Linked DNA regions of Homo sapiens: all the other regions are linked to region 1. The links are chromatin loops, found by intact Hi-C in ENCODE. Cell type or tissue: heart left ventricle. All regions are shown on one strand. Each heading gives the region's core, and the rest is flanking DNA. Links, peaks and the distances in the headings are about the cores only. Region 1 overlaps TMEM200C (transmembrane protein 200C). Region 2 overlaps L3MBTL4 (L3MBTL histone methyl-lysine binding protein 4). Region 3 holds the start of L3MBTL4 (L3MBTL histone methyl-lysine binding protein 4). Region 4 overlaps L3MBTL4 (L3MBTL histone methyl-lysine binding protein 4). Region 5 overlaps L3MBTL4 (L3MBTL histone methyl-lysine binding protein 4). Region 6 overlaps L3MBTL4 (L3MBTL histone methyl-lysine binding protein 4).

Region 1 (5,323 bases), core at 145-5,144:
GATACCTTTAAGGGAGTTCCTCTGAGGGAGGAAAGAAGGCCAGAAGGAAGAGCTCAGTTACATAAGCAGTTACCTAAAACTAAATATTCCACCCCAAGAAGCTGTCCAGATGTTGCTGAGAGGAGAGAAGAAGGCTGTGCAAGGGATCTGCCTGCACATAGCTGTAGGAACAGGCATAGGTGGGAGACAACTTTGTGAAGGGATTTATTGTCAGAGTATTGCAATATCTCTGCTGCTTCCCCAGTGGTGAACTCTCTATTAATTATCTGAAGTAAATAAACCGCCTGCCTGCCATTATATGACCTTTGATTTTCATCCAGTGAAATAAATTCCTTTGTCTTTATACAGTAGTAACTTTCCTGACTGTTTTAGTGACTTTGGGCCACACATTGACAGATTCCCCAGCTTAGAGAGACTTGAAACTCCTGTGACAGCTCCCTTGAAAAATCTTCCAATTCCTGAAGGACTGAGGGAAAGAATCTTGACAGGGAGGTCCTTAACCACTACTTTGAGTCCCTACATTTAGGTTTTACTAATGGTTGGAACTCCATTGTTCATTTCAAACCCTCATATTACCATGGAGTGTGTGGAGGAGATGGGTGGGGAGCGAGGAGAAGAAGGCATATTCTCAGATGGTTTTATCACCACATATTAGTTATTGCAATGTTTTATAACCACCTATTAGTTGTTGCAACAACGTTTCCCTTCCCTAGTGTCTACCTGGCTCCAGCCTCTGTACACGGCCTTGTTTCAGTTAGTGGATAAAGGCCCTGGGGTGGGGGGCACACACGGAGTGGGATCTGGGAGTAGGGCAGCTGCAGCGTGAGATGTCACTGCAGCCAAGCTGACACCCTCTGACTGTCTTCCTCTGCTTTGCAGCAGGAGGAGGTGGCTGAGCAGCTAGTGGGCAGTTGGCGCCCTCCCTGTGCAAGCCTCCATCCCAGAGGCTAGTCCTGCACTCCAGGAGCTCGCCATGATCGCCACCGGCGGCCTGCTAAGGATTTCCGCCAGAAAGCAGGATCCACTCCGCCCCCCAAGCCAGATACCCAAGCGCAAGCGGAAAGCCAAGAAGAGGCGCAAGAACGACGTGGTGGTGGTGAAAGGCAAGCTGAAGCTGTGCTCCATCTCAGGGCTCATCGCCCTCTGTGGGATCCTGGTGCTGCTGGTGGGCATAGCCATGGCGGTGGTGGGCTACTGGCCCAAGGCCACCGGGACCAATCGGGAGGGGGGTAAGCAGCTGCCGCCTGCGGGCAGCAGCCACCGGGTCCCAACCACGGCCAACAGCAGTAGCAGTGGCAGCAAAAACCGGTCCAGGAGCCACCCTAGGGCTCCAGGGGGTGTCAACTCCAGTTCCGCGGGCGCGCCCAGGAGCACGCCTCCAGCACGAGCCGCCTCCCCGTCCTCCTCCTCCACGTCCGTGGGCTTCTTCTTCCGCATCTTCTCTGGCTACCTGCACTCTGACAAGCTCAAGGTCTTCGGGCCCCTCATCATGGGCATCGGCATCTTCCTCTTCATCTGCGCAAACGCGGTCCTCCACGAGAACCGGGACAAGAAGACCAAAATCATCAACCTGCGGGACCTCTACTCCACCGTCATCGACGTGCACAGCCTCCGCGCCAAAGACCTGGCGGCCGCCGCGGCCGCCGCCGCGGCCGCCGCCGCCTCTTCGTCGTCGTCTGCCCCCGCCGCGGCGCCCCCCGGGGCCATACCGCTCAACGGCTTCCTCAGCTACGTGCAGTCGCGGGGCCTGGAGCTGAAGCCCGGGGGCTGCGGTGGCTCCGGGGACGCCTTCGGAGCGGCGGCGATGCTGGCCAAGGGCTCGTGGCCTCCTCACCCCGCGGCGCCGAGCGGCGGCCGCCCTCGGGGCGCCGCGTCCCCGCCGGACCTGGCCTCTTCCCCGCGCTGTCCGCGGGAGCCCCCGAGCCTGGCCGAGGCCGTGTACAGCGTCTACCGCGAGCGCTCGGGCGTGGCAGGCAGTCGCCGGGCCGCCGCTGCCACCGCCGCCGCAGCCGCTAGCAGCTGCAGCAGTCCGGCGCCCTGCAGCCCACCCGAGAGCTGGGGGCGCCAGAGCACGGCCAGCTCCTTCGTGGACTCCTCGCTGAGCGCCTTCGCGCTGCTGCCCTTGCAAGGGGGCCGCGATAGGGGCGGGGACGCGGAGGGCGCGAGCTGCAGCTGGCAGAGGCCTCCGGGGGAACGCGGCTCCCAGGAGATCCCGAGGGGCGAGCTCGACCTGAGCATGACCAACCTCCGCGGCGCAGAGGGCAGCATGCGCGGGGCGCGCCGGGAGCCGGAGGAGCCCGAGGGCGCGGTAGCGGCGCGCGCCGCCAGGGGGCAGGGCGGCCGCCTGCCCAGGACCGGCAGGTACGCGGCCTTGCGGCGCCGCAGCACCAGCGGGCTCCCGGACTACCGGGCGCCGCCGTCCCCCGAGCCCCCGCCCTCCCCGGGGAGTGCGGACCCGGACTCCAGCCCTCTGGCCAAGGCCGCCTCCCCCTCGCCACCCCTGCGGCTGGAGGGCTCGCCCCCCACCAGGCGGGACTCCGGGAGCTCCCAGTCGGATGACCCATCCAGCAGCAATAAGGGCTACACACCCCTGCGGGAGGCCGGCACCTCCACCGAGTCGGTCTTGGACGCAGTAGCTGGTCAAACGCGAGACTCTGCTGTGGCCGCCCCCGTTCTGGGTGCGGAGCAGAGCTCGCCGGAGGGTGCCAGCCAGGAGCCACCCACGGCCGAGCAACCTCAGCCGGTGCAGAGGCAGTTTACAAACAAGGAGAAACTCATCATGATTTCCAGGTCTCATGCCATAGGGGTAGAAGAAGAACTGGAAAGCACAGGCATTTAGAGAAAGGGGTGGGTTGGGGAGGAGGAAAGAGAAAATGGGAGAAACGCCCACTTGAATCAGTGCATTAACAGGTCCCTGTTTCTTTTGTGGACTGATCCGAGGACATCATTCAATATCCAAAGAGCTGCAGAATGTTATCCTTGAATTGCGTCCACAAGATTCCTGTAGATAACTCCAAGGATTTTTTTTTTTAAGCAAACTAGTCTTTTTATGTCCGATGGTGATTGTATGTTCAATGAAAACCAAATGTATTAAAAGGTCAGCAATCTAGTCCATTAGATAAAATCTTTTAATTTTCTTAGGATCAAAATAATATATTTTTGACAGTAACTGTGCACTTTACTCCGACTTTTTTTTTTAATCCCTCATTTCCCGACCCCTGTACTCTGCGCTGGTTTTGCCCACAGCTGCTTGCGAATGGCAGGCTTTTTTCTCCATTCCTTTGCGGAACATAGAAGAGTTTGTCTCAGTTCTCTTAGAATTGATGTTACTAACTGAAGTCAAAGCCAAAAGCATGAATAATTCAGGAACGAGCACTTTCCTTGCCCCACCCCACTGTGCTCACCCAATGCCCAAAAGCTTCTTCATTTTTAAACGGGTGTGTACGTTTTGCTACTAGGCTATGTGGTGGAGACTGGAGGGGACCAGGAACTAGATGGACTGTTACATTCCGAAATTTATATCAAGTACACCATGCTTTATTGAGTGTTATCACACCTGTATTGAAAATAGCATTAATATTTAAAATCTTTTTTAATAAAAGAAGTTTCCGAACAAACAGTTAAACATAATATTGCCTCATTTGCCTTGGAGCTAGCTCATCTGGTACCTCTGAAATATTTTGCTGTGACACTGCTACCAGGACTGTTGTGATCTTCCCCCAAAGTACTCAGCACCATTGTCGCATGTCCAGCGTATTTTTAAGCTTAAAATGTAGGGTAGTATTTAACATTTGGGAATTTCTCTTTCAAATAGAATGAAACGTTAAGTAAATAGTAATATGCCTATGATACTTCTCATTTACCTGCAAGTATTAATTTGCAGAGCACCAGGCTTAATATTCTCTTCCCATCCTCTTGGCTATCACTGATTATAAGTTAATGGTCTTGATCCATGGCCTACATAGACAAAAAGATAATGTTTTAATAATTTGGTAGATTGTTTACACTTGATGTCATTAAAAGTGAATTAGTTAATTTTCAAGACCAGGAGACAAGATGTCTTCATTTTGGTCTCCTTGGGCAAAGCGCTAGTCCTGTAGACAGAGTGCAGATTCCGAGCTGAGATTGGACCCAGCTGTTGGCATCTCCTAGCTGTGAGGCCTTGTACAAGTCACAAACTCTGAGTCTCAGTCATCTTTCTGTAAAATGAAGAGAACCAGACATATCTCATGGAGCTATGAGAGGAATAGAACAGGGTCAGGGTCAGAGGAGGGTTTATATGTGTGGAGTTTACCAGAACCCTTGGCCCACAGGATGTATTCAATAGATGGGGGTTATTGTAATTATTATTACCATTGTAATATATTGCTGAATGCATAGTGTAGAAGAATGGACCTTCCTTGAACTTGAGCTCAAGAAAGTCTAGTCTGAAATCTGGGATATCCACCTATTATCTGTATAACCTTAGACAAATCACTTAATCCCTCTGGGCCTCTGGTAGATGATATAATCTCTATGATCTTCAGCTCTAAAAGCCTTACTTAAATTCAGGCTCTTGTCCTGGATGTAATCATATCACATTTGTACCTACAACTTGGCAAAGAGTGAATATACGTCGTCAATTACCATTAGCTCAACATTCTGTAATACACTTTAAAAGGGCCTAATTTATTCTCAGATTGGATCTGCATTAAACCGGTAACTCACTTTAAGGCTGTAGATTAATATATTGGGCTCTTCTATAAAGCAAAAGTGAGTTTGCACTAAGGAGTGACATGCAAGTGTAATAAGACCTCAAGGTAGTGTTAAATTTCAACAGTCTCAATTGCTTTATCACACTTCCAAAGTAAATGTCAAACTTCCTTAGGTTTTCTTCTCCATTACCTTGGGTACTGGGTAATTTATATACTGAGATAGCGTGTTACTTCAAGGGGAAAACAGGTTCTGGTGTTCTACAATACTGTTTCCAGTCCTCGGAGAATGCACTGTAAATGTTACATTTATCAAATGCTAAGTGACATTTAGCAAATAATAAAGCTAATACCTCTTAGCTTAACTAAGGAGGGGTGGACAGAATACTGTTTATATCTCACAAACTTAGTTCCATATCAGATAATATCTAACTTAACCATTGAACAATTTAACTAGATTTTTTTTCTGAAGATAGACAAAGATGAGCTCAATTTTCCAAATCTTGGGAGGAGCCTGTGATTTCTTTAGACTTCAGAGGAAGTGTATAAGTGTAGTAATTCACAATCGTAACTTTCATAGGAGCAGAAATCTGCAATAATGCTAATTTTCACTCAGTACTTACTGTGGGTTC
Region 2 (5,323 bases), core at 67-5,066, 340 kb before region 1:
AATGCCTGTCAATGGTAGATTGGATAAATAAACTGTGGTGCATATTCACCATGGAATACTACACAGTCATCCAAAAGAATGAGATCATGTCCTTTATAGCAATGTGGATGGAGCTGGAGACCATTATCCTAAGTGAACTACCAGAGGAGCAGAAAACAGAATATCCCATGTTCTCACTTGCAAGTGGGAGCTAAACATTGAGTATACATGGACAGAAATAAAACAACAAGAGACACTGGGGGGATTCTTGAGGGTGGAGAGTGGGAGGAGAGAGATCGAAAATCTACCTGGGATAGTTTTTACCTCTCTTATTACCTGAGTGATGAAATGATGTTTACACCAGGCCCCTGTGACATGTAATTTACCTGTATAACAAACCTGCACATGTATGCCTGAACCTAAAATAAAAGTTTAAAAAAAGTCAACCTACCCTAAGCGATATAAGCAGATTCAACTTAATCTTTATCAAAATTCCAAAGACATTTTGAGAATAAAAAGAAAAATCCATCCTAAAATTTATATTGACTCTCAAGGGACCCTGAATAGTCTATACAATCATGAAAAAGAACAAAGTTGGAGGACTCACACTTCCTGATTTCAGAACTTACCGAAAAGCTACAGCAATCAAAACAGTGTGGTCCTCACATGGGGATAGAGATGGAATAGAGAGTGGAGTAGAATAGAGAGCTCACAAATACACCCTTGCAGTTATGGTGAAATGATTTTCAACAAGGGAGCCAAGACTATTCAGTGGGGAAAAGAGAGTCTTCAACAAGTGGTGCTGGGAAAACTGGATATTCACATGGAAAAGAATGAAATTGGACTCTTATACAAAAACTGACTCAAAATGAATCAAAGACCTAAACATAAGAAAACCTAAGAACTAAAACTATTGAAGTTCTTAAAAGAAAACGTAGAGAAAAAGCTTCATGACATTGGATTTGGCAATGATTTCTTGAATATGACAGCAAGGGCACAGGTAACAAAAGAAAAAATAGACAAATTGGACTTCATGAAAATTAAAAACTTCCATACATCGAAGGACAATGAGTATCAACAGTGTGAAAAGGCAGCCTACAGAGTGGAAAAAATTTGCATATCATATATCTGATAAGGGATTAATATCCAGGGTATATATAGAGTTTCTAAAACTCAACAATAAAAACCCAAACAACCACAATTTAAAAAAACTTGAAAACAATTACCCACATACTTAGTTGTATTACAAGTCTTATAGATAAAAAACAGCATTCTTCTTCCCAACAGGGGCAAGCCTGTTACTTTTGATGTTTATCACTGTGTTCCTCAAGTATGTGTTCATACAGCTCCATTTTCCAGTACTGTCTCTTAATTTCTACTATTCACACGAACACTAACTTCCAACATTAATATTTAATTTTAAAAATATTTAGTGCATCTATTATAAGTATGAAAATTTTTTTAGCTTAGAGTTTCCTGTGATTCCATTTTCTTTCTTCTACCACTTTTATTTTCCCTGGAGTTAATAGTTACCTATTTGCCTTGTGTAGTTTTCTGTTTCTGGTATTAAGTCACTCTCACATTCTCCATCAGAAGAAAATTCAGATTAAAAATATTTTCCCCTCAGAGCTTTGAAGATATTGCTTTGTTGCTTTCTAACTTCAAGTTAGGCATTTGATGTCACTTCTGATCCTTTGTCCATGACAATGACCCCCATGTGCCCTGCTCCTGGAGGCACTCAGGGTCTTCTCTCCCCGCATCTCCATGATGGGACATTTCACAGGCTCTCCTGCGGCAGGAGAAAATACAGCTTTTCTGTAAGTGTGTGGTGGTGTTTCACTGTGGTTTTGTTTTGCCATTTCCCTAATAATTAATGATCTTAAGTAACATTTCATGTACTTATATGCTCTCCTTGAGTTAAATATGTATTCAAATCTTTTGTCCATTTTTTAAGAATTATTTTTCTTATTATTGAGTTTTGAGAGTTCTTAATATATTCTGGAGACAGTTTATTTACCAGATATGTATTTTGCAAATATTTTCTCTCAGTCTGTGGTTCATCTTTTCATTTTCTGAACAATATTGTTCAAAAAGCAGATTTTAAAAATTTTGATGATGCCCAATTAATTAATTTTTAAATGAGTCTCAGCTTTTTTGTGTACTAAGAAATCTTTTCCTATCAGAAGTTCACAATATTTTCTTTTATTCTAGTGAAGTTTTATATTTGTGAGTTTTACAATGAGATCTTTTTATATATGGTGCACTGTAGGGGCCAAGGTTTGATTTTTGTTTGGAATATGGATTTCAAGTTGTTTCAGGAACATTTGTGGAAAACGCTATTTGTTCTCCTTTGAATTACCTTGGCATCTTTATGGAAAATTAATTGACAATGTATGTCTAGGTCTACGTTTGGACTTTGTATTCTGTTCTATTGATTTATGCCTGTAACTTTACATTAATACCACGTTGTCAAGCTTATATAGCTTTACGGTGGCCTGTATCAGATAGTGTACAACTATTATGTGTCAGTTTTGAAAAAGCTGTTCTTGTCCTGGCATGATGGCTCATGCTTATAATCCCAGCATCTTGGGAGGCCAAGGCAGGAAGATCGCTTGAGGCCAGGAGTTTAAGACCAGACTGGGCAACATGGCAAGACTATATCTCTATTAAAAAAAAATTAGCTAGGTGTGGCGGCATGCACCTGCAGTCCCAGCTACTCAGAAACTGAGGTGGGAGGATCGCTTGAGCCCAGGAGTTCTAGGCTGGAGTGAGTTATGATTTGATTTCCTTGCAGTTTATTGATTTTAACACCCATATTTGTGAAGGATATTTGTCTGGAGTTTTCTTTTCTTAATTTTTAAAACTGGTTTTTGTATCAGAAAATGGTGATCTCACAAATGAATTGGAAATATTCCTCTCTTGGTGTACATTTTCTGGAACAGCAGGTTTAAAATTAGTATTATTTATTCTTGAAGTATTTGGTAAAAGTCATAAGTGAAGCCATCTGGGCTTGAGGTTTTGTTTCTGGGAAGGTTTTAGCTATGAATTCAATTTTGCTAATTTAATTTTGTTATCAAACAATGTACTTTGTATTATTTCAGTTCTTTAAAACATAATTTTCCCCTCCATGGCTCAGAATGTGTTTTTTCTTGTGAATGTTACACATCCATGAAAACAATGTGTATTTTGCTGTTGTTGGGTGGAGTGTTCCATCAATAATCAATTAGTTCAAGTCGGTTGAGTGTTGTTCATGTCTTCTGTGTTCTTACCAATTTTCTGTTTACTTTTTCCATTGATTACTGAGAGAGGATTAAGTCATCTGTAAGTGTGGATTTGTGTATTTCCCCTTTTTATTCTATAGTTTTTTGCTTTGTATATTTTGAAGCACTCTTATTAGGTGCACACACTTATAGAATGATTTTGTTCTCTTAAAGAATTGTCCCCTTTATTTTTATGTATTTTTCTTTTTCATCCCTGGTAACATTTCTTTAGCCATTTTAACTTTCTTTTGATTAATGCTTGTATTGCATATCTTTTTCCATACTTTTTAACCTACAATTTACCTATTTGTATATTTATATTTAAAGTGGGTTTCCAAAAATATGTAACATATTTATGTGTATGACTGAATTTAAATCCCTCATCTTGGTGTTAGTGTTCTATTTATCCATTATGGTTTTGGTTTTTTTAAATATTTTCCTGACTTTTTAAAGATTTTATTGGGTATTATTTAATGCTTCCATTTTACCTTCAGTATTGACTTTTTAATTATGCCTCTTAAAAATATTTATCAGTTGCTCTACAGTTTATGATATACCTATTATCGCAGTCTACTTTATTATATCACTTTTCCCACAGTGTGAGAAATAGTATAGCTGTTCCCATAGTACAACAGTTTATTTCCATTTTCTTTCCTGCCATTTCTCCTCTTGTTGTCTTTAGTTCTAGATGACTATTTTTCTTATAAAATGAGCAAATAAGGAAAACATGAAGTAAAAGCAATTTTACCTTCTATATGTTCTATATCTCGTAAAGGCTGTTACCGTATTTGTTTTAGATTATGACATTATCTTTTGTTTGTTTATTTTTTATTTTATTATTATTATTTGGAGGCAGAATCTCACTCTGTTCCTCAGTCTGGAGTGCAATGGTGCGATCTAGGCTCACTGCAACCTCTGCCTCCCAGTTGCAAGTGATTCTTGTGCCTCAGCCTCCTGAGTAGCTGGGATTACAGGTGTGCACCATGACACTCAGCTATTTTTGTACTTTTAGTAGAGATGGGGTTTCGCCATGTTGGCCAGGCTGGTCTCAAACTCCTGACGTCAAGTAATCCACCTGCCTCTGCCTCCGAAAGTGTTGGGATTACAGCATGGGCCACCACATCTGGCGGACATTATCTTTTACAGTGATTTATATTAAGCAGGTGTATTTTATTTTTACCTTTATGTTCACCATTTTCAGCACTTTTTATGTCTTTGTATGTATCCAAATTTCCATCTGGTGTTATGTTCCTTCTCTCTGAAGAACTTTCTTTATAATTTCCTGTAGCTTAAATTTGGTGGAAATGCATTATGTCAGTTTTTATTTGCCTGGAAAAGCCTTTATTTTGCCTTAACATTGTACAGACATTTTTGCTGGGTATATAATTCTGGGTTGAAAGGTTTCCTGTTCATTTTTTTTTTAAGGTGTCACTGTCTTATCTTCTGACTTGCATAGTTTCTGAGTAGAAGTCTACTGTAGTTCCTATGTTCCCCTTAATTTTTTTTTTTTTTTTTTAGATAGGCTGGAGTGCAGTGGCACGACCTTGGCTCACTGCAATTTCTGCCTCCCAGGCTCAGGCACTTCTCCCACCTCAGCCTCCTGAGTAGCTGGGACTACAGGTGTGTACGACCACACCCAGTTAATGTTTGTATTTTTGGTAAAGATGGTGTTTTGCCATGTTTCCCAGGCTTATCTTGAACACCTGAGCTCAACCTATCCACCTGCCTTGGCCTCCCAAAGTGCTGGGATTATAGGTGTAAGCCACTGTGCCTGGCCACCCTTAATGTATTTTTTATTTTCCTTGTGCTGCCTTAACATTTTTTCTTTACCTTTGGTGCTCTGGAAGGGAGCTTTCTCCAGTTTTGTGCTTCACTCCTAACCTTTCCCTTGAGCACTTGGGCAGGCCCATTATTCCAGACTGACAGGCTAGCCCCACTTGGCCTTTAAGTCTTTACTAAAATGTAAGCTGATTTCTTTTTACCCACTTGTATAGAATCACTGCTTCCTCGTATGCTCTGCTACAGGCAAAATACTTTGAGTTTCTCTATCTGTCCCTCTTTGGATTTCTCTTTACTTTGTTGCT
Region 3 (5,212 bases), core at 213-5,212, 520 kb before region 1:
AGCAATGTAATTTAATCCTACTTAGAAAAGAAATATAGGCCAGGCCTTGTGGCTCATGACTGTAATGCCAGCACTTTGGGAGGTTAAGCGGGGAGGATTGCTTGACCCCAGCAATTTGAGACCAGCCTAGGCAATACAGTGAGACCTCCATCGCTACAAAAAAATTTAAAAAATTAGCCAGAAGTGGTGGCACATGCCTGTGGTCCCAGCTTCTCTGGAGGCTGAGGTGGGAGGATCAGTTGAGCTTGGGAGGTGGGGGCTACAGTGAGCCATGATCATACCACTGCACTCTAGCCTGGGTGACAGAGCAAGATCCTGTCTCAAAAAAGAAAAGTAAAGAAAAGAAACATACACAACCAGCCAGAAAAATGTAAACAAGTTTAGCGAAGTTTTTAAAATGGAGAGTTCCTTGGATAAAACCAGTCACTATCTTAGCAGGTGGAAAGTTTCATTTTCATTGACAATAGATGGACACATTATAGGACTGCTGTGCCTGTTATGTTTTGATGACCTCCAGAAAGGGGTTCTCTGTATCATGCCATCAGAAATTTCTATCTTAACAATAAACCATCCTTGTCTATCTGGTCAACTTTGCATTGAGAGTTGGTTGGATTCAACTGAATTATAAAAGTAAAATGCCTAGCAACTACCAATGCTATAAACCCCTTTGCTCATGATGGATCATTAGCAAAGTTATAAAAATCAACAATATGGCTATTTCATTTTAATCTGCAGCCGTTCAGATAAAAGGGATTTACTACAACAGCTTTCAAAAATTTTGTAAGAAGTGTACTAATGCGTTCCTGCTTATATTTCCATAAAATTTGAATAACAGTGTAGTTTAAGACAGATGTCAGCTTCTCTGAACAGAATCATATGTTGTCAGCACTATGCACCTATGCACTTACATTTAAGTAGCTGTAGATGAGGTTTCCTGCCTGTTTCAACTTGTTTCATTGGTGTATCCTTTTCCTTATGTAAACCCAGCCCCTGAAAACAGTGTGTCTGCTTTCATAAACTTAAACCAAATATAGTCAATAAACATGTTATAAAAACAATTGTTTCCCCCCAAGAAGTGAAGATAAGCTGATGTAAATTCACTTTATTTGGATTTCAATCCAGCTTTCTTCTTTGATTTCATATATTATAACATCAATATTCACTTTTCTGAAGGGCTCCTGGAACCAGAAGTGCACTTAACTCTTTCTGTGCTGGGGACATTTTGATATCTCTATTACTAATACCTAGAATCTCCAATGATAAATAAATACCTCTGGGATGGACTGGGGATACACTGCAATAATTGAAGCACTTTATCCTTCACCAAAAATGGTATCCGTGTTCCTGTGAGTAGCAGGGAGGTGGAACTCTCACCTGCTGAGTCCCGTTCTAATTTCATCCAATCTGGTGAACAAGTATCCAACCAAAGGTGGTACCTGCAGGCATGCCCATTGTCACAGTAATGCAACACTGTAAGTCCTTAGCACAATGTTAAAATTGGTTGGAACTGAGTTTCAAATGTTTTCCTCTCGCTACTGAGGTCTTCTACTTCTTTCTTTTTCTCTTTGTCTCTAATATCTTTTTCTTTTTGTTTTTCTTTTTCTTCTTCTTTTTTTTTTTTTTGAGTTGGAGTTTCGCTCTGTTGCCCAGGCTGGAGTGCAGTGGTACTATCTCAGCTCACTGGAGCCTCTGCCTCCCAGGTTCAAGCGATTCTAGTGTCTCAGCCTCCCGAGTAGTTGAGATTACAGGCGCCCGCCACCACACCCAGCTAATTTCGTATTTTTAGTAGAGACAGGGTTTCACCATGTTGGCCAGGCTGGTCTCGAACTCCTGACCTCAAGTGATCCGCCCTCTTCGGCCTCCCAAAGTGCTGGGATTACAGATGTGAGCCGCCATACCTGGCTAATATATTTTTCTTAACTGACTAGAGCACAGAACACAAATCGTGTGTTTGCACTTACAAATTTCTATGATCATTGTTCCTAGTTTAAAAACTTCATTAGCAAAGGGGTTTATATTTCTCTTTTCAGTAAGGACACGAAATTATGTTTCAACAATGCCCAGTCTCACCTAAAAAGCAAGTTTTCATTCTCTGTTTATGGTAGCCCACGACAAACCAAAAAGATCATTTTGGATGGTATCATTGTTAATCCTGCTAAATGATTCAATTTCCTGCTGAAAGCAACAAACTAATACTTATTTAGTACCTACTATTTATTATTTGCATACTAGGGTTTATACACAAGGCGTCCTATGAAAGAACATTTCATTCAAAAGTCACAACATATAGTCTTCAATTATCAGCTACCTTTATTTGTAAGCCAAAATAAATGATTTAATACAGTCCTCCCAAACTGGGAGACAATGCTTTGAGAAAGGCCAAAGCTAGCCAGTAAGGCCATAAGTTCCATGAGGGCAGGATCTACCCAGCTCCTGTTTCCTGCTCAATTCCAAGCAGTTAGAACAGGGTCAGTAAACACTGCTTGCCACTTGGAAAGAGTATTCTTTTATTTGGAAATGGTATCCAGGTACTCGTGAGTAGCAAAGTCAAGAGCAGGAAAGGGGAGTGGGGGAGGTTGCAAAATCGGAGCGAGCAGCAGGACCGAGAGGGATCCGGAGGAGAGAGCCTTCAGACGGTGAACCCCAAGAGCTGGGATGAAGCATGGGTGAGCTACTGGGACTTCGCTGCCAGGGAGCAAGCTGGCAGGCAGGAAGTAGCCAAGATTTGGGGGAATCCTTCCCAGGGAACGAATACAGAGAAGGACGCATCTGAAAATTCCGCCGCAGCCACCTCCCTCCCATGGGAAAGCCCCGACCTCGGCGGGCCCAGCGCCACCCGGCTCCCCGGGGTGTGGAACACTGAGCGAGGCAGGTGCGGCGGGAGCATGCGCGCGGGGCGGGCAGGGGGCGGCTCCCGCGCCCCCACCCCGCGCGTGCACCCTCGCGCCCCTCCCGCCGGGCACCGCGGGGCAGCGGCGCCGCAGCCTGGGCTGGCGGAACCTCGCGCTCCGACTCGCCCCCCGCCTGTAGCTCGGTCGGCGTTGCGGGCAGGCGCCGCTCCGCTGGGGGTAAGAAGGACGCCGCCGCCCGCGTGGGATGGTCGCGAGCCCGCGTGGGTGCCCACGGCCGCCGCCGCGCGGGGTGGCCCCATCCCCGGGCAGGTAGAGGGGCCTGCACGACTCCCGCGGCGAGGGCCGGGCCGGTGGGGGCGGTGGCGGTTGGGGATAGCCCCGGTCCCGGCCCAGGCTCTTTCTCTTTCTCTTTCGCCGCCGGGGCGCGCGCCGGGCTCCCCGCGAGAGGCGCTGCCTCACTTGTCGCCTACTTTGGACGGGCGCGGCCGCCGCAGAGCCCGGCGCCTCGGTCAGCCGCGAGGGCAGGGTCGGGGTGCCAGGCGCGGCTACCTGGGCGCCCTGGAGCCAGCGCAGCCTGGGACCGGGGGAGCGGGACGGGACGGGACTCCTGAGGGCCCCCAGGCAGTCCTCCGGCCATCGAGCGCCCGGCGGTGGGCATTTGGCTTTTGTTTCCTCTGGGGCTAACGCCCCCGTCTGCCCGCGTGTCCCCCTCAGCCGACAAGTGTCGTGTGCCCGGACGGGCGAGCGCTGCCTCCCTCCACCCGCTTTCTGCCCTTGTCTTCCTCTGCGAGTTCTGCCCAGCCTCGGGAGCGGGAGCCCAGGGAGTGCGCGCAGGGCGGGCGGGCGCCTGGCCAGCCTGGGACGGCGGCTCTCAGGCTCCTGCCACCGCCTGGAACTGCGGGGGGCGCGCCGGCCACAGTCGCCCTCGCCTGCTCTCCGGGCCTTCTTGGGCCCGCTTGGTCCCAGGTGGACGCGAGTCGAGCTGGGCACACCTGGGCCAGCGCCGCACTTACCTGCGGGATTGGTGAGAGCGTTTTCGCGAGGTCGCAAATTCCGGGTGGGTATTGTCCCCTGCTTTTGATCTCCCTTAGTCACTGGTTAAAGTGCGAAGTGTGCTTTATCTTACATATGCCTTTAGAGGGACATTCTTAATGCGCCAATGCCCCGAGGTGGAACTAAATAAAGGGAAGGCCTGGTCATTGTTACTGTTGAGACTGCTGTACTTAACAGTCAGAGGAAGGCAGCTGGTCACCACGACCCACTCGGCCATTCCCATGCTGAAGACTCGCTCTCACTTCACACTTGTTTGGACTCCACTATGACTTGCTGGTGGCCCATCTCCTGGATCCTTCTGTTGGAGCTGTTCTAGAAGATGCTTGTGGCAGGCTCCAGTTTCAGTCCTTGGCTGAAATAAGTGTAGTGTGGCTCTTCGGTTTTCTAATCTATTCCACCTAAAAAGGTTAAGGTGACAAACAGGTGGTGGGTACAGTAGAGTTGTTTTTGGCCCTTGGTAATATTAAAAACTTGGAATGCATTCCTTATATTACTACAGAATTAGGAGAAACGGTTGAAAGAGGAGAGGTTTTTTTCTTGGAGTATCCAAAGGGATTGGATTCGACTACACTGACTTGGTGTGTAATGGTTGAGTAGGAAGGAAGATGAACATAAAACTGCTATTAATTATGCTCTTAGATGTGAGGCAACATTGAGGATGTATTGCATGTAACCCTTGACTGCAGAATCACTTAGCACTTTGCTGTACAATATTGGGGTCACAAGAAATGTTCAGCTTGGTTAACCTCTGCAGTGTGCTCTCACTCAGTTTCCAAAGAAAGGGTATTGGTGGGAAGGTGATCTGGTGAAGACAGAGGTAATGAAAGTGAAGGAACTGTGTTAACTTTCACTTTTTAAACATTTTATTTTTATTTTTTAGAGATAGGGTCTCACTCTGTCACCCAGGCTGAAGTGCAGTGGTACCATCATGGCTCACTGCAGCCTTAACCTCCTGGGCTCAAAGGATCCCGCCTCAGCCTATTGACTGGGAGGGTAGCTGTGCACCACCATGCCTGGCTAATTTTCTAATTTTTTTTTTTTTGTAGAGACGGAAACTCATTTAACTTTCACTTTAAAGAGAAGTAAGCTTGCATATTTTAAAGTTCTCATAAGAATCTTAGGTGCTCTGTAACATCTGTATAACTTCATTACAGTACCTGTGTGGTTTATATCTTAAACGACACTTCTTACTCCTTTTTGGTGGTAATAAGCCTCCTTTGCTTGGCATGGGACTTGGCACGTGGGTAAGTGCATGCTCAACAAATACTCGTAGGACCGAGTCCGTATGTGAGCAGACAACTGCTGAG
Region 4 (5,323 bases), core at 206-5,205, 79 kb before region 1:
TAATAGTAAAACATTATCTGTGTTCAACATATAACAGATTCTGGCAAGCATTTCCCAGAACTTGAGGTTGCCTGTAAACAGACACAAGCCCTTATGCCTAGTGAAAACTCTGAACCCCAGGTAGGGGATCCACAGCTCAGCAAGTGCCTGTAGGTCTTTCCCCAGTGCCCATGCAGGACTCCCTTTGGCATATACAGCCTATTCCCCACAGCTTTCCTGCACTCCCAAATTCAGTTTTATTCAGGCTTCCCTTCAAATAGTTTGATTTAATAGGGACACAGGTAACTGTATTCAAAAGCCATAGATAATATAAAGCTAACCTGAGTTCAAATGCACAGCATAAAGCTAGAACTCCATCTCTTTCGTTGTGACCTAAAGGCCATCTTGCTACTTGGACTAACTGAATTCCCCATCTGTCATCTTCCAGAGCCCAGAACCAGCCCTGAGAGTGGCAAGCAGTGGACTGAGGAGCCCCTGGACTGTTCAGCCACACATTAGGTGTCTTTCCAAGAGTCTGCCCCAGCACCCAAAGCAGATAATTTGCTTCCAGAATTATGGTGTGGGAAATTTTCCTGCTGGGGAGCACACAGCTTTCCGGTTTTTGTGTGTCTTTTTTTCTTTTACATTTTTAATGACTTCAGCTTTCATTTGGGAATCACAGAAATCTAATCACCATCACTTGACATATTTGTTCTTCCAATATATAAGATTCTTTCACTGTGTCTTTTCAGAGTCCTATATATTTTGGAAACTATGCATGATTAATTTACCCAGGGCATGAGTTTGAGATACATATATGTTGAGTTTAAGTCCACACTATTTCAGCAAAAACAACTGATTGAGTGATGTGGTTATTCTTTTCCAGAATACAGCCCAGTTTTGGCCCAGGTCTTAATCCCTAAGAGTGCAGGGCTTTAACTCCTGGCTTCCCAGCAAGGTCTTGATCATTTCTGTGTCACTGCAACTGCAGACTGACCCTGTGACTTTCCCACTCCGGGTTTCAAGGGCTTGTTTTGTACATGCCCCTTGTCCAGCCTGACAACTTCATTAAAAAACATTCACATTTGCCAACATACTGCCTTTTCAAGGAAGATGTGAAGTTTCCTTTCAGAACCTGCAGGCTTACATACTGTTGGCTGAACTACACAGAAGAGATAACCTATTTACATACTAAAAAGGTCAGTGTTGGACAATCAGCAGTTAGAGAGGAATTTGCTGCTGCTTGCACCTGGAGCATAAGAATTGGGGAGAAGCTGGCAATTTTGCTGTCTCTTTATCTGTGTAGACAGCAAGCACTGTTAAATATGAGGATGTCTGTTCCGATCCACGAGAGTGGTGTTGCACAGAGAAGCCCAGTGATGGACAAGCTCGCTCGTAGTTTAGAACCTTTCTGATTACTAATGAGTATATGTGACTGTGATCATGCAGGTCAGCCTCACCTACTAAAAGCTGTAATTAATTTGAGGTGGAAATATTTGCATAATGGTTTTTCAGATTCTGTTAGTAAAACAAAAACCATCATAATAGACCTTAAATTATGTGCCTACTGCTTATTTAACCTTCTCTTTGCATTATAAAAGGTAGACTTCTGGAGGGCTTAAAACATTTCCTTTTGTGGTCTTTTCAAAGTCTCTTCTAATATCAGCAGTTTTATTTTGCTAATGTGTGTTGAAAGTATCTTAAAAGATGTCCTTATAAAGGCATTGGTTTTCTCTGAAATCTCTGTAATATTTTTGCTCCTTATCCATTTGTAGATTTAAACTAAATAATTAGGGAATTGAGACCTTTTCCTTAAATGTTGAGATGTAACATAAGATTAAAGTCACTTTTGAAGACAGGAAACCAGCACAGAAGGCTGTTGATAAGTGTGGGGCTGAAGTGCATGGAGATCCCGTTGAAGTCTCACTCCTTGGTTGCAGCAGCCAATCTTGTGCAAACAAACAGCCATTGTCCTTTGTACTTTATAACCATGGTACATTCAGAGCTGCTCAGAAAAGAGCACCCCATCTAAGAGTGCCTGTGTTAGGGAGGTCATGTCTCAGCTTCCGCTGCTTTCCAAAGTCCCTGGCTGCCACAGGATGTCACCCCAGGTGAGGTCATGGTGCGCTGCTGGGGATCTGCAGCAGCAGCAGCTGATATCACCCAGCTTCTCATGGGGACCCTTGCTACATGTCATGTTCAGTATCACTCAGGGGATTTATGAAGCCAGATGTGGACTGAGGCTCATTCTGTCTTTAGAGACTCATGAGGCTGTTTCCAGGAAGAAATTATTCTTTGTGTACATACACATCCCAGATGGTTTGGTGTGCCAATCTGCTTATTAGTCAAATTCTGCACGGTTCCTTGATTCCTCTGACTCCTGATTTAAGGAGAGAGAAGCCAGTGGCAGTGACAAGCGAGCCCTTCATTGGCCATCAAACAGCATCTCATAGAGATTATTTGAATGTGGCTGGCACACAGCCACAGTCTTCTGGGCATGGGTAACATCTGTCTATGACCACTGCTCAAAAACAGACTGGTGGCATAGGGTATGCTTGGGGGTGATGCTGTACGATCAGAAGACGCGGGTTCTGGTGGTGTCTGCACTTTCCGTCCCCTGACTTGGGCCCTCCGGACTGCGGGGCTGACACAGCAGTGCTTGCTCTCTGGGAGCCTGAGCCTCACCCCACCCCACCTCTCTTACAGAATACTCGGTGGAGCAGGCGCAGCAGGTGCTTCACCAGTCAGTGTCCATGTCCACGGTGTCAGCCCACCCTTTTCGGGACCTTCCCCTCGGCAGGGAGCAACACTGCAAGTTGCTTCCAGGCGTGGCTGACATCCGGGCCAGCCAAGTGGCACGTTGGACTGTGGATGAGGTGAGTGGAGCTGCTGGGGGGCCAGGGCTGGGGTGTGCCTGCTGCTGAGAAATAGGCGGAAGGTGCCCACTGACCATTCTTTGATGTCTGGGACAGCGCCCTTTTTCTCTTAGGCATCGCATCTGCCATGTAAACTTTAAAACCTAAATTAGAGGGAGAAGCCAGATATGATTCTGAGGAGATGAGGAAAGCCCACCACTTGCCCAGATGGTTTTGCACCTCCCCTCCGCAGCCTTATTCCAGTGCCCCCCGAGGCCCAGAGCTATCAGCTGGGGCTAATTCAAGCAGAGGGGCTTAAGCCTCCAATTCCATATCAGAGATTTAATTTGGGCAAGCACAAATGTGCAAGCATCTGAGGCTTGCATCCTAGGCACGTGTGCTCTGGGAAAGGTGCCCAGCCCAGGACATCCTGCACCTCAAGGATCCATTTGCCAGTTGCCCTGTGGTCTTATGGGATCCAGGCACACTCATGGCAGAGCAGGCCCCTGCTGCAGGTTTGCTCATCTAAAGCTACAAGATGAGCAGGCCCACCTTCGCTTCATTTATAAAGTATATTTGGTCACAACATTGTATGAGAAGCTGCACAGAGGGGGCAAGTTGGATCAGATTTCATTATAAACATGCCTTACAATATTGGTTATTTTACATTTTATTTTATTTTATTTTATTTTATTTTATTTTATTTTATTTTATTTAGAGACAAGGTCTTGCTCTGTTACCCAGGCTAGAGGGTAGTGGCATGATCATAGCTCACTGCAGCCTTGAACTCCTGGACTCTAGCGATCCTCCCACTTCAACCTCCTGAGTAGCTAGGACTATAGGCATGTGCCACCACACCTAGCTAATTTTTTTTGTTTTGTGGATACGGGGTCTCATTATGTTGCCCATGCTAGTCTCGAACTCCTGGCCTCAAGCGGTTCTCCCACCTCAGCCTCCCAAAGCACTGGGATTACTTGCAGGAGCCACCTTGCCTAGCTTCAATATTGGTTATTAATAAGGAACAGTTAAGCCCCATTGCTTTACAATAATGCTGTAGAAATGCTTCATATTTAAAATGTATTATTTAAGGAATATACCACTTACCTGTAATTCCTTTGGATAAAGATACTGTTTTTACTAGTCAGGCCTTAGAGAAACTGTTGTTTAAGTGAAGGAAAACCCTGGGTCACTCTGAGGGCAAGATTAGAGCTACAGCTGCAGTTAAATTAGTCACACAATGTTCCTGGAGCACTTACTTCAGTCAGCTTAATCTTGGTTTAAGTCCGCCTTCCCAGCCTTGGGCCAAGGAACAGGCAGGCCAAAGCCCACCCAGAAATTGGAGACACTGAGTGTGTCTCCTCTGCCCTCTTTGTCACTGGGCTCATGGCCCCCTGGCATCATGGCCCCAGTTCCATTCCCACCTGTGTGTGCAGAGCAACAGAGTCCAGATCGTGAGGAACGTGGTGGAGAAGGCAGAATTCTGGGCATGTCTCTGCCCAGCTTACAACAATCCCTGGCTCCCCCTGGCGCCCTTCACAAGTCCCCTTTTCCACCCTTGCTTGTCCTGCCATTCTTGCCGTCCCCTCCTGCCCCAGGGAGTCCTGCTGCCCCGGCCTGTTCTTACACTCAAACAGTCCCGCCTTCTCCCACTCTGCCCACTGCCAGCAGCAGCCTGGGGCTCCATGCTCACTTCCAACTCTTGCGGATCCTCGGTCTGAGCCAGAGGTCACCTCTGGCAGGGCATCTGCACTCTGGCCTGACCTCGCACTCACTTGGCATGACATCTTGAGAACCCCTCACTACACTCTGCACTTAATAGGCACCTGGTAAATGTGTGTTGAATGAATGTTGAATGACAAGGAAATCAATTGTGAACTGAATTTTGAAAAAAAATGGAATGTATCTAATCAGAAACAAAGAAGGGAAGCCATTTCAGTTGATGGGGAAACAGAGGTGGCTGCATGGAAGTGAGTTTCACAGACTTAGTGATGGCAGACGTGCACCACGCCCTGTGCAGGCATTAATCATGATAAACCAGCTATATGAATATAATGACAGTAAGGCGGATACTCACTTTCCCATTTTACTCATGGGGAAGTTGAGATACCCAGAGACGAAGTGACTTGCATCAGGCCACAGTCAGAACCAGGCCATGAGCTGACTTCCTGCCCACCATGCTCATTGTGGCCCTGGGCACAGAGGAAAGTAACCCAGGACCGGGAGATGGGCCTGGTTTGAAAGGCCGCAGAGGCAGGGCAGAAAGTGTGCACAGCCCACAGTCTGCTGGACAGAGCCGTTCTGGGTTCTTATGCGGAAAGTCACTTTGTGAAGATGGCGTTTCAGGAAGATGAGAATTGCACAGATCTGTAGAGAATAAGACGAGAAGAGGTGGATGAGAAGGAGACACCCAGGAAGTGGAACCATCAGGGCCTTGGTGGGGCACTGCCAAGAAAAGAACTCAGATTCAATAGACATTTCAAAGGCACAGG
Region 5 (5,323 bases), core at 152-5,151, 430 kb before region 1:
CCTTCTGTCTCGATGAGCTGTCTAGTGCTGTCAGTGCGGTGTTGAAGTCCCCCAGTATTATTGTGTTGCTGTTCTATCTCATTTTTTAGGTCTAATAGTAATTGTTTTATGAATCTGGGAGCTCCAGAGTTAGGGGCATGTAAATTTAGGATTGTAATATCCTCTTGTTGGATTGATCCTTTTATTATTATATAATGACCTTCTTTGTCTTTTTTTTTTTTTTTTTTTTTTTTTTTTTTTACTATTGTTGTTTGAAAGTCTGTTTTATCTGATATAAGGATAGTAACTCCTGCTAGCTTTTGGTTTCCATTTGTGTGGAATATCTTTTTTCACCACTTTACCTTGAATTTATATGAATCTTTACATATTAAGTGGGTTTCTAAAATACAGATATTTGGTTTATGATTTTTCTATCCATTCTGCCAATCTGTATCTTTTAAGTGGAGCATTTACACCATTTACTTTCAACATTAATATTGAGATGTGAGGTACTGTTCCAGTCATCATGTTAATTGTTACCTAGATGGTTTGTTTTCTTATTGTGTTATTGTTTTATAGGCCCTGTGAGTTTTATGCTTTCAAGAGATTCTATTCTAGTGCATACTGAGCTTCTGTTTGAAGATTTATAACTCCTTTTAACCTTTCTCGTAGGGCTGGTCTGGGGTACTGACAAATTCCCTCGGCATTTGTTTGTCTGAAAATGACTTTATTTCTCCTTCATTTTGAAATTTAGTTTTGCTGGATACAGAATTCTTGGCTCTCAGTTATTCTGTTTAAAGAGGCTAAAAATAAAATCCCAATTCCTTCTGGCTTTTAAGATTTCTGCTAAGAAGACTGCTGTTAGTTTGATAGATTTTTCTTTATATGTTACCTATTGCATTTTGTCTCACTGCTCTTAGAATTCTTTCCTTCATGTTGACTTTAGATAGCTTGATGACTATATACCTTGGTGATGTCCTTTTTGCAGTGAGTCTCCCAGGAATTTTTGAGCTTCTTGTGTTTGGACATCTAAATCTCTAGCAAGACCAGGGATGTATTCCTCTATTATTCCATCAAGTAATTTTTCTAAACATTTTGTTTTCTCTTCTCCCTCAGGAACACCAGTTATTTTTAGGATTGGACCTTTTACATAATCCCAAGTTCCCTGGAGAGTTTGTTCATTCCTTCTTATTTATTTTTTAAATTTTTGTTTGATTGGGTGAACAAAAGCCTTATCTTCGAGCTCTGAAATTTTTTCTTCTACTTGATCAGGTCTGTTGTTAAAGTTTCCCATGCATTTTTAAACTCCCTAAGTGTGTCTTTCATTTCCAGATGTTCTGATTGGTTTTTCTTTAAAATATGTATCTCTTTATAACATTTTTCATTTATATCTTGAATTTTTTTTTCATTTCTTTATGTTAGTTTTCACCTTTCTCTGGTATCTGCTTGAGTAGCTTAGTAATCAACCTTTTGAATTTTTTATCTGGTATTTCAGAAGGATGTGACTTACATGTTTATAGTTTATTATAGCCTAATTTGGCTCTTAGTGCTTTTAGTACTGAGTAATTTGTATGGGTTCCTTGGTTATAGTGAATCTTTGTATTGTGGCTTTCCCAGACGCCTCTTGTAGTAACAATGTGCTCAGTGTGTGAACAAGTTCAGCATCTCCTATGGGGTTGGAATGGCAGAGATCTCTTGAAGCTTATCTTGTTTCCCCACAGTGTGCATTTATTTATTTATTTATTTATTTATTTTGTACCAGTATTTTATTTATTTACTGGGTTGAATAGTTAAAGCTTCAGGCCAGTATGGGAAGTATCCCTGGGTAGAAACTGGTTGTGGCTAAAGCAGGTGGCTAAATGCAGTACCCAATAGTGGGCAGATGTCCCAGCCCTGACAGAGGTGGCTGGGGGAGCTTTCAGTGAAAAACACTGAGGTCTCATCAGGGGGAAGGGTGGGAGCCACCTTAGTTCTTCTGCCAGGCCAGCAGGAAAGTGATCCAACTCCCAGATGCACTCCTGACCCAATGTTCCAGCTATTCCTATCAGACAGGCACCTGTTTTCATGTCTAGGAATGTTGATGTTCCAAGTAGAGAGGAGTTGTGACCACCTCTTGTGTAAGCCTGAATCTGGAGGGCACTCCTAATGTGAGGATGCTGTCACCCTAAAGTGTTCCAGAAAGGCTGTCTATAGATACACCCATATCAAGCTCTTGTGGGAGAAGCCCCAGCTGTGTTTGCAGTAATGGATAAGAGAGAAAAGAAGTCCCCTTCTCCAAGACCCTTCACGAGCACCAGCATTGCACTAATGCCTCTGCTGAAAGAAACTTCCCGTGAGCAGAATGTTCTGGGACTCAAGGCCTGGTATCCAGACTCTTTTGTCCTATGGGGTGTTCCCTTGATGTGGTGCACTTCCCCTTCCCCTAGGAGTTGGTGTCCCTGAGAGCCAGACCACTGTGAACACTGCTATTCCTCTGGGTGTAGCCACCCCATAGGGCTGCCACATTTCAGGCTGTTGGTGAAGATTATCTGCAAGGGGTCCAGTGATGTGACCTGTCCTTATGTCTCCCAGCAGTAGGCACCGGCACTAGCTCCGATGGGGGTGGCAGGGGAGTGGCATGGACTCCGTGAGAGTGACGTAACTGTTTCCTTATGTCTCCCAGCAGTAGGCACCAGCACTAGCTCCGATGGGGGTGGCAGGGGAGTGGCATGGACTCCGTGAGAGTGACGTAACTGTTTAGAAAGTTCTGAGCTGCAGACAACCTCTGTTGATACCCTTTGGACCCTGAATCTTGGGACTTCCTGTGCTATTCTCATAAAGTATTATGCAAGACTTATGGGTGCAGAATTAATACATAATTAACTATTAATATTTTAAGATTCCAAAATAGGTAATAAAGGCAAAATTTTTTAAAAAATGAGAGTAGGTGGCTGCCATGACATAAGGAAAGTGACAATATGAAGCCACTATGCAGACAGGCTCCACATGAGGGCGAGTGGTTCCCACAGGACGTTTGGTGTCAGTTTCTGACTTAAATCATTGTGTGTGGCAAGGATTTGGCTAGCGTACTGAGTGGTTAAGTTTCAGATAACTAAACTTGCAATATAGTTAAAAAAGCTACAGCATAGTATGGTGTTCAAAGAGGGACCCCAGAATTGTACTGTCTGGTTACTTGCCTGTTGCATAACCTTGGACAAGTTACTTAACCCCTTGGTGTTTCCTCTTCTGTGAAATGAGGGTGACAGTGGTACACATATTGTCGGGCTGTCATAAGTATTAATTGAAAGTGTATACGTAGAGGACTGATAGCTATGCCTGGTACATGAGGACTCAAGTAATGTTAGCTACTATTAATACAATTAAGAAGGATCAATTATTCATGCATAAGTTATCAAAATGCATTCATTTGTAATCATTTATTAATTTATTCAAACATTATGAATTATTAACATCGAGTATCAACTGGATGAATAAATTCTAGGCTGGCAGTATCTTTGAAATAGTGGGAAATCAGTTCAGTGATCAGAAATTTGTATTCGATATTTTGGTGATAAATTCATTTAAGATCTGTGCAGTGTCCTAGAACCAGCAGAAATGTTCTTTCACTGTGCATGTCGTTAGACATAGTGTCCCTCCTGTGAACACCCAGGCCACTCTGTAATTTTTTAATGGCATGTATTACATTTCTTATTCATTTATGTATATTTCTTACCTATATGGTACCAATATGATTTATTGTTTAAACTGGGATATTTTGGGGGAGTGAAAGCAGTGCTGTTAATCCTTATGCCAGGATGAGTGGCAGAAGACAGACGTACCTTGGGTTATCCAGGACATGTGGCTGCTATACTTATCTCCCTTTAGCGGGTGTGTGATTAATCAGCTTCATATTCCTCAAGGTACCTGTGACTATATTGGTGGTTAATAGATGATCATTAAAATGTTTTTGAAAGAATTACCAAATAGCACCTTGACATAGACAGACAGTGAATTATTTTAGTTATTTATAGACTCCTTCAATTTGAAGTATTCAGATGCTTTCTAAGTATCAATCTAATTTATCTCCTTAGTATTTGGCAACATGCAGACAGATAATTCTACTATGAAGGGAAATTAAACTCATTTAGAGGATTAAATTGAAAAATTAGTACACTATTTTCAATTTTTATACAGAAATACAAATCATTTATATGTAGTTATCTATGTTGTTTTTTAAATCTAAAACACTATTTAGAAGCTTCTCTAATTAAAATCACTGAACATCACGTTGTCTATGGTAGGTGGTGCTCGGGCATTGTCACAAAGCCAGAGGACACCGGGCACAGCTCAGTCTAGTTGGTATATACCTTTACTTTCCCTGGATAATGTGTTTCTTTGATGTGTTTTATAATTTGACATTATTCTTTTTTTAACTCTAAAAACTTTATATATTTTTTCAAAGCTCAACAAGGAGACATGTGGCTGATGTGACATTTGGGGCTTCCTGGGAGTAGGCCATATATCATGGACAGTCAGAGTAATCCATGTATTTTGATACCATGCCAAGGACATCAAGTTAGGTTTATTTCAAAAGAAATGTCCTATTCGGTTGAGTAGAATATGCTCTTTGCATTGACATTATAAAGGATTATACAAAATCTCTCTTTAAGTCTGTTTTTCTGTGTGTTAGACTATCTATCTATCTATCTATCTATCTATCTATCTATCTATCTATCTATCATCTGCCATCCATCTGTATAACATTCATCTCCTATGTATTTAATGGTCTCTTGTATTTGATTCCTTTTTTGTCTGGCAGCAAAATCTTACATGGATTGTTTGGTGACTTTTATATTTTTGCTTTATTATTTCTAAATTCAGAGGAAATTCATTATTACCAAATTGTATGTTGAAATTTCTCCTCAGTGTAAAAACTTTCATTTTTTTTTCCTGATATAAAATAATGTGAATTCAGGCTTTCTTGCTGTTTTAAACAAATCAAGGTTATTGAGATAATTGCAGGGATTATCAAGGCAGATCATTTTTGATGGTGAGGAGAAAAATGCCAGTAGCCAGATGATTTCAGTTTGACAAGTCATGGGGTATTATTTGTCGTGAAAGTCAGGCCAGCTTTGGCAGTGCTTGTGTCTTGTGCAATAATACTTCGCTACAGGCATCAAGTCTATGCTGTTCATTTGCATAGATGTTCAGAGTATTACCAGAAGCTAGGCATGAAACATTGTATTTACATTCTACAAAATGAATGTAATGTTATTGAATTTAGTACATAAGTGCCTGTCTTAAGGACATAAATATCATCTGACTAGAAGCAAAAGGATATGTGGAAAAGAAGTGTTTTTTTGTT
Region 6 (5,323 bases), core at 245-5,244, 170 kb before region 1:
AGCTTATGGAGAGGTGAAATGAATGCCGGCAATAACATAAGGGATGAGAGGGAGAATTGGGGAATATTCTGCTATAAGGTGCTTGCATGGTATAGCGCTAGTAGAAAGAGGACTTAGGTAAGTTGTAAGTGTATAGTGCAAACTTCAGGGCAATCACTAAAAACGTTTTTTAATTTAGAAGTATAATTGATATGATAAGAGAGAAGAGAAAATTGAATCGTATAAAGTGCTCAATTAAAATCAGAGAAGGGAGAAAAAGAGAGGAAGACTAGAAAAGAAAGAACAAGTGCAACAAATTCAAAATGAAACAAACTCAGGATGGATCATGGATCTAAATGTAAAATGCAAAACAATAAAATTTCTAGAAGATAACAAAGGAGAAAATCTAGGTGGCCTTCAGTTTGGTGATTATTAGAATAAACACCGAAAGCACAAACCATGAAAAAGAAACTAGATAAGTTGGACTTTATTAAAACTAAACATTTCTGTTATATGAAAGAATCATTAAGCAAATGAAAAAAATGAGTCCCAGAATGGAACAAAAGATTTGCAAAACATATATCTAAGAAAGGAATTGTACGCAAAATGTACAAAGAACTGCTAATATTCAACAGTAAGAAAGCAATCCAATTTTTCAAAGGCCAAAGATCTGAACAGACATATCAGCAGACACAAATGATAAATAAGCATATTAAAAGATCAACATCATATATCACTTGGGAATTGTAAATTAAAATGAGATACCACTACAAAACCTGCTAGAAGGGCTAAAATCAAAACACTGACATACTAATGTGAAGCAACAGGGACTCTGTCATCCATTGCTGGTAGGGAAGCAAAATGGTACAGCCGCTTTGAAAGATAGTTTGGTAGTTTCTTGCAAAGTTTCTTACGAAAGTAAAACAGACTTAACATATGATCCAGCAATCACATTTCTAGGCATTTATGCAAATGAATTTAAAACTTATATTTGTACAAAAACCTCCACATGAATGTTTACAGCAGCTTTATTTATAATTGTCAAAACCGGAAGCAACCAAGATGTCCTTCAATAGGTGAATGGATAATAGGTGAGTCTGTGGATATATTCATACAAAGGAATATTATTCAGTGATAAAAAGAAATTAGCACCAAAAAGACATGAAGGAGCCTTAATTGCATATTGCTAAGTGAAAGAAGCCAGCCTGAAAGGGCTACATACATAATTCCAAGCCTATGCAATATACTTGAATATGGATATTTTGTAAAAGACAAAGCTACAGAGATAGCAAAAAGACAATAGTGGATACATGTCATTATGCATTTGTCAGAACCCATAGAAATGTACAATATAAAGCCCTAATGTAAACTAAGGACTTTTAGTTGATAATATTAATAATATATCAATATTGGTACATTAATTGTGAGAAATGTACCACACTAATGTAAGATAATAATAGGGGAAGACATGGGATTAGGGGTAAAGGGGGCATATGGGAAATCTCTGTACTGTCTGTTAAATTTTTTTTTTATAAACCTAAAACTGCCCTGAAAAATAAAAGATCAATTTTAAAAAGAAAAAAAAAAAAGCTGATTGCGAGTACTTCGTATCTTCATAATGACTCAGCAGTATTTGGTGTACCTGAATGCGTTTTAATGTTTTAGGCATAGAGGAATAGGACAAACTGGAGTAGCGGGGAGAGGAAAGGAATTATTTGCAGTGGACTGAAAGATCATTCTAAGGGAAGGAGCTGGATAACCACATAGCTCAAGGATGCTATTCTGACAATTAAGAAAAAGAAACTGATGGCATAATGAGAGTATGTAATGAATATTCTCCATTTTAGCCTAGAAAAAATTAAATATCTATTATAAATGACAATAGAGTTGTAAGACAACATAAACAAGATACTGGTTCTTATGGAACACAGATATTGCATCTGTTATTGATAATACTCTCCTGCAGCACTCTACTACTTTCTTTAGATGTCAATTAAAATATTAATAACAAAAGCTTACAAGATAGAATAGAATGTAGTCAGTTTCTCATTACAATGGATAGCTTTTAGCCTTACTTCACTTAGAAAAAATAAATACTAGAGAACTTTATCCCAGGTTAGACACCAGCTGCCATTCTAATGGCCTCTAGGCATTCTAATGGCCTCTAGGCTTGGAGGTGCTAAGATTGAAATGATTAATTTGTTTCCCTGACAGATCTTCTGAAACACCTCCACTCACAGCTCTGCTAGAAGCGTCATCACAGCAGCCAATGAGGCTTTAAGTGAGAAGAAGATTCTTGGAACTGAGTGGAGGGGTCTGGGTGCCCTCTTAGTCTCCTTTCTAGGATATCAGGCTTTTTTTTTAGCTTGGTTTTTAATATATTCTGTATTATCCTTCAAAAAAATCCATTTGCCCTTCTTTTCATACAAAATTTTTTCTTATCAAATTCCAGAAATACATGAAAATGAGAAAGCCAGTTTTCTTGCTGGAATACAAGACTTTGGTTTAAGGTTTATGGATTATGATTTATGGATTTTTAAGAATTATAAACATTATTGACAAAATATTTTGAAATTGTAAATGTGAAGAAAAGTTATACTGCAAGAATAAGAAAGTCTGAGTAAAAATAAACCTGCTTTAATACGTAGATACTTATTTTTAGGTACAAGGCTTGAGGGAGTGACAACTCTGAACACCACATTCCACAGCAACAAGTCTGGTGCATGTGGGCAGCCACGCCAGAGGCTTCCTTGGAGTATTCCAGAAATAACCCTCTCGAACTGGAGTCTGTCTCTGACACATCCTCTTCTCCATACTGACACTGTCTCTGGTTATAATAGAATGCAGCTTCACCTTTCCACATCACTCCAGACTAGATGCGTAATCAGTCCCTCTGACACTGCTGCTGGAATAGTAATCTGACACCTGCCGTCAGCTGAGGGTCCTTGGCTATTGACTGTGCAGAGCTGTGGGAGAGTGGACAGCCCAGAGACAACCGGAGAAGCAGATCTTATTACTGGAATAATTGCACCTTTGTGTTCCAACACTGCACAGTATTTTTCTCAGGAGCCAAAACTGGCTTCTAAGATTCTTGGATTCCAGGCTCACCATTCCAGGCAAGGTGATAGGGAATTGTAATAACTTCACCTTATTCCCGGTATCAGATTAACATGCATGTTGGCTTTGAAAGATGTGGCATTTCCATCCTTAGAGTCTATGAACATGTACGGATTATTTATGGGTGTAGAGGATGCCCCCCAAAGTAAAGCAGTTCTCTCCTTTATTCATCATTCCTCCCACAGCACTGCCAGGCTTTGTCTTCTTTGTCTCTAATTGCAGTGCTAAAGGGAAATGTCCCCAGGCCAGAGCAAAGAACCTTTACCTTCAAATATACCTTGGATCAAAGAGAGAAAGCCCCTGCATCCCTCCATCAGATTGATAGTGTGAGACACTTTTTCTCTTGATTATGGGTACCGTGGACTTGAAAAAAAACAACAAAAACAAACAAAAACTTCCCTGATTCATAGTCTCCTTGGGGAGACAGGCCTGTTTTGTACGAAAAAGTTTTCTAAACCTGAGATTTATACTCCATAAAGACACAGACAATGAGGAACAATTCAAGGCTTGTTCTAAAGGATGCAGCAAAAGTGTTAGGTAGAAGGTTCAGGGTACTGGAGCAATGTAGAGAATGAGGCCGTGGAATTCCTTTTCTTAAAAACCTTCAGACAAAGATTGCCCTGGGATTCTCTACCCAGACAGCACTGCTATTTTGACATTTCATTAAATTTCTAAGAGATAAAACTTATAAATAGTAATGCCAAGCACCTTATGTCTAAGGAGAAGAATCAGGATTTGATGTCTTGATTCCCACACGTATCATTGGACAATCTGTTTCAGTTCAACTGAAATTCATTACTGAGAACTAGAAAATGAGAGTTGTTGCTGGTTCCAGCATACTTGAGTTAAGTCATGTTGATTATTACAAAAGTTAAGACACAAGAAATTTTTATCTCTTTATAAATTAAAGGAATAGCTATTATGAGCAATTTTAGATAAGGAAGGGGCATAAAATATTTCAATACCATATGAAAATAGGCTTAGGAACTATACCTGATATATGTTAAGTATTTGGTTGAGTCACTCTGAGTACACTGCTTGTCTTGTTGCTATGGTTACTGCTGCCTTGTGGGGGTACACCGTGTATCATTTTTGTCATGGACTTTATTTATTAGCACAGACAACTCTTTCTTCTATTATTTACGTGGTTCTCCCTCGTTCATTATTTTTTAATGTTTTTCATTGTTGATTTGTTTTCTTTTTTTGAATACTTTTTAGTTGATGCATTTTTTTCTTCACATTTTGACTGCCAAGTTTTCAGTGATTTTGAGGTTCAGAAAAAGTCAGATTATAAAATAATCACAAAAAAATTAATAAAGTAAACAAGAAGTATTTAAAGAAAGTAGAAACTAAACAGAGAGAGAAGTTTCCTGAGTTTTTTAGATATAGGTATTTTGATGACATTTTTCTCTTTTATTTGCCTTTAGAAAGAGATAATTAAAAAATAAAAACCAATTTTCCCCAGTGGTGATAGATTGTTATACACTCTTGCCTAGTTTTTATTCTGTTATTATGAAAAACATACTTTTGGCCAGGCGCAATGGCCCATGCCTGTAATCCTAGCACTTTGGGAGCCCAAGGCAGGCAGATCACGATCACCTTAGGTCAGGAGTTTGAGACCAGCCTGGCCAACGTGGCAAAAACCCATCTCTACTAAAAATACAAAAATTAGCTGGGCGTGGTGGCATGCCTGTAATCCCAGATACTCGAGAGGCTGAGGCAGGAGAATCGCTTGAGCCTGGGAGGCAGAGGTTGCAGTGAACCAATATTGTGCCACTGCACTCCAGCCTGGATGAGAGAGCGAGATTCCATCTTAAAAAAAAAAAGAAAAAGAAAGAAAGAAAGAAAAGAAAAATTAGCAGTGGCATCAAATAACTGTTTTCTTAATATGTTCACTATGATAGTAATACTGATAATAACAATATGTTCATCTAGCAGTTTTCATTTATAAATTACTTTCATGTCTGTCCCATTTTTCCTCTGAAAGATTGTGGTTTCTGTTTTACTGTTGAGGCACTTGATCTGCAGAGCAGGTGATTTACCCAACGTCACACAGCTCAATAATGACAGAGTTGCAGCTTAGAGTGACCTCTGCAAATCCAGAGCTTTTCCCCCATGGCCTACCATTTCATCAGGACACCCACGGAGTTAACTGACTGTGTGGTTTCACGGAAAGTGCCATTAGAAGTGGGGTTGGAGACCTGACTTTAAGCCCAGCCACAAACTC

What was found. A loop is a pair of places that touch in the nucleus more often than their neighbours do. Peaks named below come from ENCODE experiments on the same cell type or tissue, not always from the same donor. Only the 100,000 strongest peaks of a DNase experiment are listed, where the experiment ranks them.
Region 2: a loop joins it to region 1, with 4 times the contacts of the local background. A loop is called at or near these places in 15 of 110 quality-filtered maps.
Region 3: a loop joins it to region 1, with 2.5 times the contacts of the local background. A loop is called at or near these places in 8 of 110 quality-filtered maps.
Region 4: a loop joins it to region 1, with 4 times the contacts of the local background. A loop is called at or near these places in 9 of 110 quality-filtered maps.
Region 5: a loop joins it to region 1, with 2.3 times the contacts of the local background. A loop is called at or near these places in 2 of 110 quality-filtered maps.
Region 6: a loop joins it to region 1, with 2.8 times the contacts of the local background. A loop is called at or near these places in 7 of 110 quality-filtered maps.

What each region holds. Positions count from the first base shown.
Region 1 is chr18:5,887,714-5,893,036 of GRCh38, reverse strand. TMEM200C (transmembrane protein 200C) reads left to right here. Exons shown (of 2, transcript NM_001395400.1): 2 at 880-5,323. The coding sequence starts at 974. The coding sequence ends at 2,839. MIR3976HG (MIR3976 host gene) reads right to left here. Exons shown (of 10, transcript NR_172496.1): 8 at 5,315-5,323; 9 at 3,864-3,957. Among named protein-coding and RNA genes, the nearest start is that of TMEM200C, 5.1 kb to the left of the region's middle. RefSeq lists an enhancer at 1,210-1,737 and a silencer at 2,255-2,474. In heart left ventricle, for the core only: CTCF peaks have their summits at 2,084 and 2,294 (motif pointing right); DNase peaks (open chromatin) are centred at 976, 1,236 and 2,236; H3K4me3 peaks cover 1,378 bases; H3K27ac peaks cover 180 bases; H3K27me3 peaks cover 2,581 bases.
Region 2 is chr18:6,225,171-6,230,493 of GRCh38, reverse strand. The region is part of intron 10 of L3MBTL4 (L3MBTL histone methyl-lysine binding protein 4); the gene reads left to right. Among named protein-coding and RNA genes, the nearest start is that of L3MBTL4-AS1, 29 kb to the left of the region's middle. In heart left ventricle, for the core only: no CTCF peak of the experiment used is centred there; no DNase peak of the experiment used is centred there.
Region 3 is chr18:6,412,657-6,417,868 of GRCh38, reverse strand. It overlaps L3MBTL4 (L3MBTL histone methyl-lysine binding protein 4), which reads left to right and starts at 2,958. Exons shown (of 19, transcript NM_001330559.2): 1 at 2,958-3,068. RefSeq lists a silencer at 2,916-3,455. In heart left ventricle, for the core only: a CTCF peak has its summit at 3,257; DNase peaks (open chromatin) are centred at 2,878, 3,238 and 3,768; H3K4me3 peaks cover 2,420 bases; H3K27ac peaks cover 808 bases; H3K27me3 peaks cover 591 bases.
Region 4 is chr18:5,966,925-5,972,247 of GRCh38, reverse strand. L3MBTL4 (L3MBTL histone methyl-lysine binding protein 4) reads left to right here. Exons shown (of 19, transcript NM_001330559.2): 17 at 2,686-2,855. The region is part of intron 1 of LOC121725015 (a long non-coding RNA gene); the gene reads right to left. Among named protein-coding and RNA genes, the nearest start is that of TMEM200C, 74 kb to the right of the region's middle. In heart left ventricle, for the core only: no CTCF peak of the experiment used is centred there; a DNase peak (open chromatin) is centred at 2,817.
Region 5 is chr18:6,313,412-6,318,734 of GRCh38, reverse strand. All of the region lies in intron 1 of L3MBTL4 (L3MBTL histone methyl-lysine binding protein 4), which reads left to right. Among named protein-coding and RNA genes, the nearest start is that of MIR4317, 58 kb to the left of the region's middle. In heart left ventricle, for the core only: a CTCF peak has its summit at 2,970; no DNase peak of the experiment used is centred there.
Region 6 is chr18:6,056,637-6,061,959 of GRCh38, reverse strand. The region is part of intron 16 of L3MBTL4 (L3MBTL histone methyl-lysine binding protein 4); the gene reads left to right. Among named protein-coding and RNA genes, the nearest start is that of TMEM200C, 160 kb to the right of the region's middle. In heart left ventricle, for the core only: no CTCF peak of the experiment used is centred there; a DNase peak (open chromatin) is centred at 2,713; H3K27ac peaks cover 2,225 bases.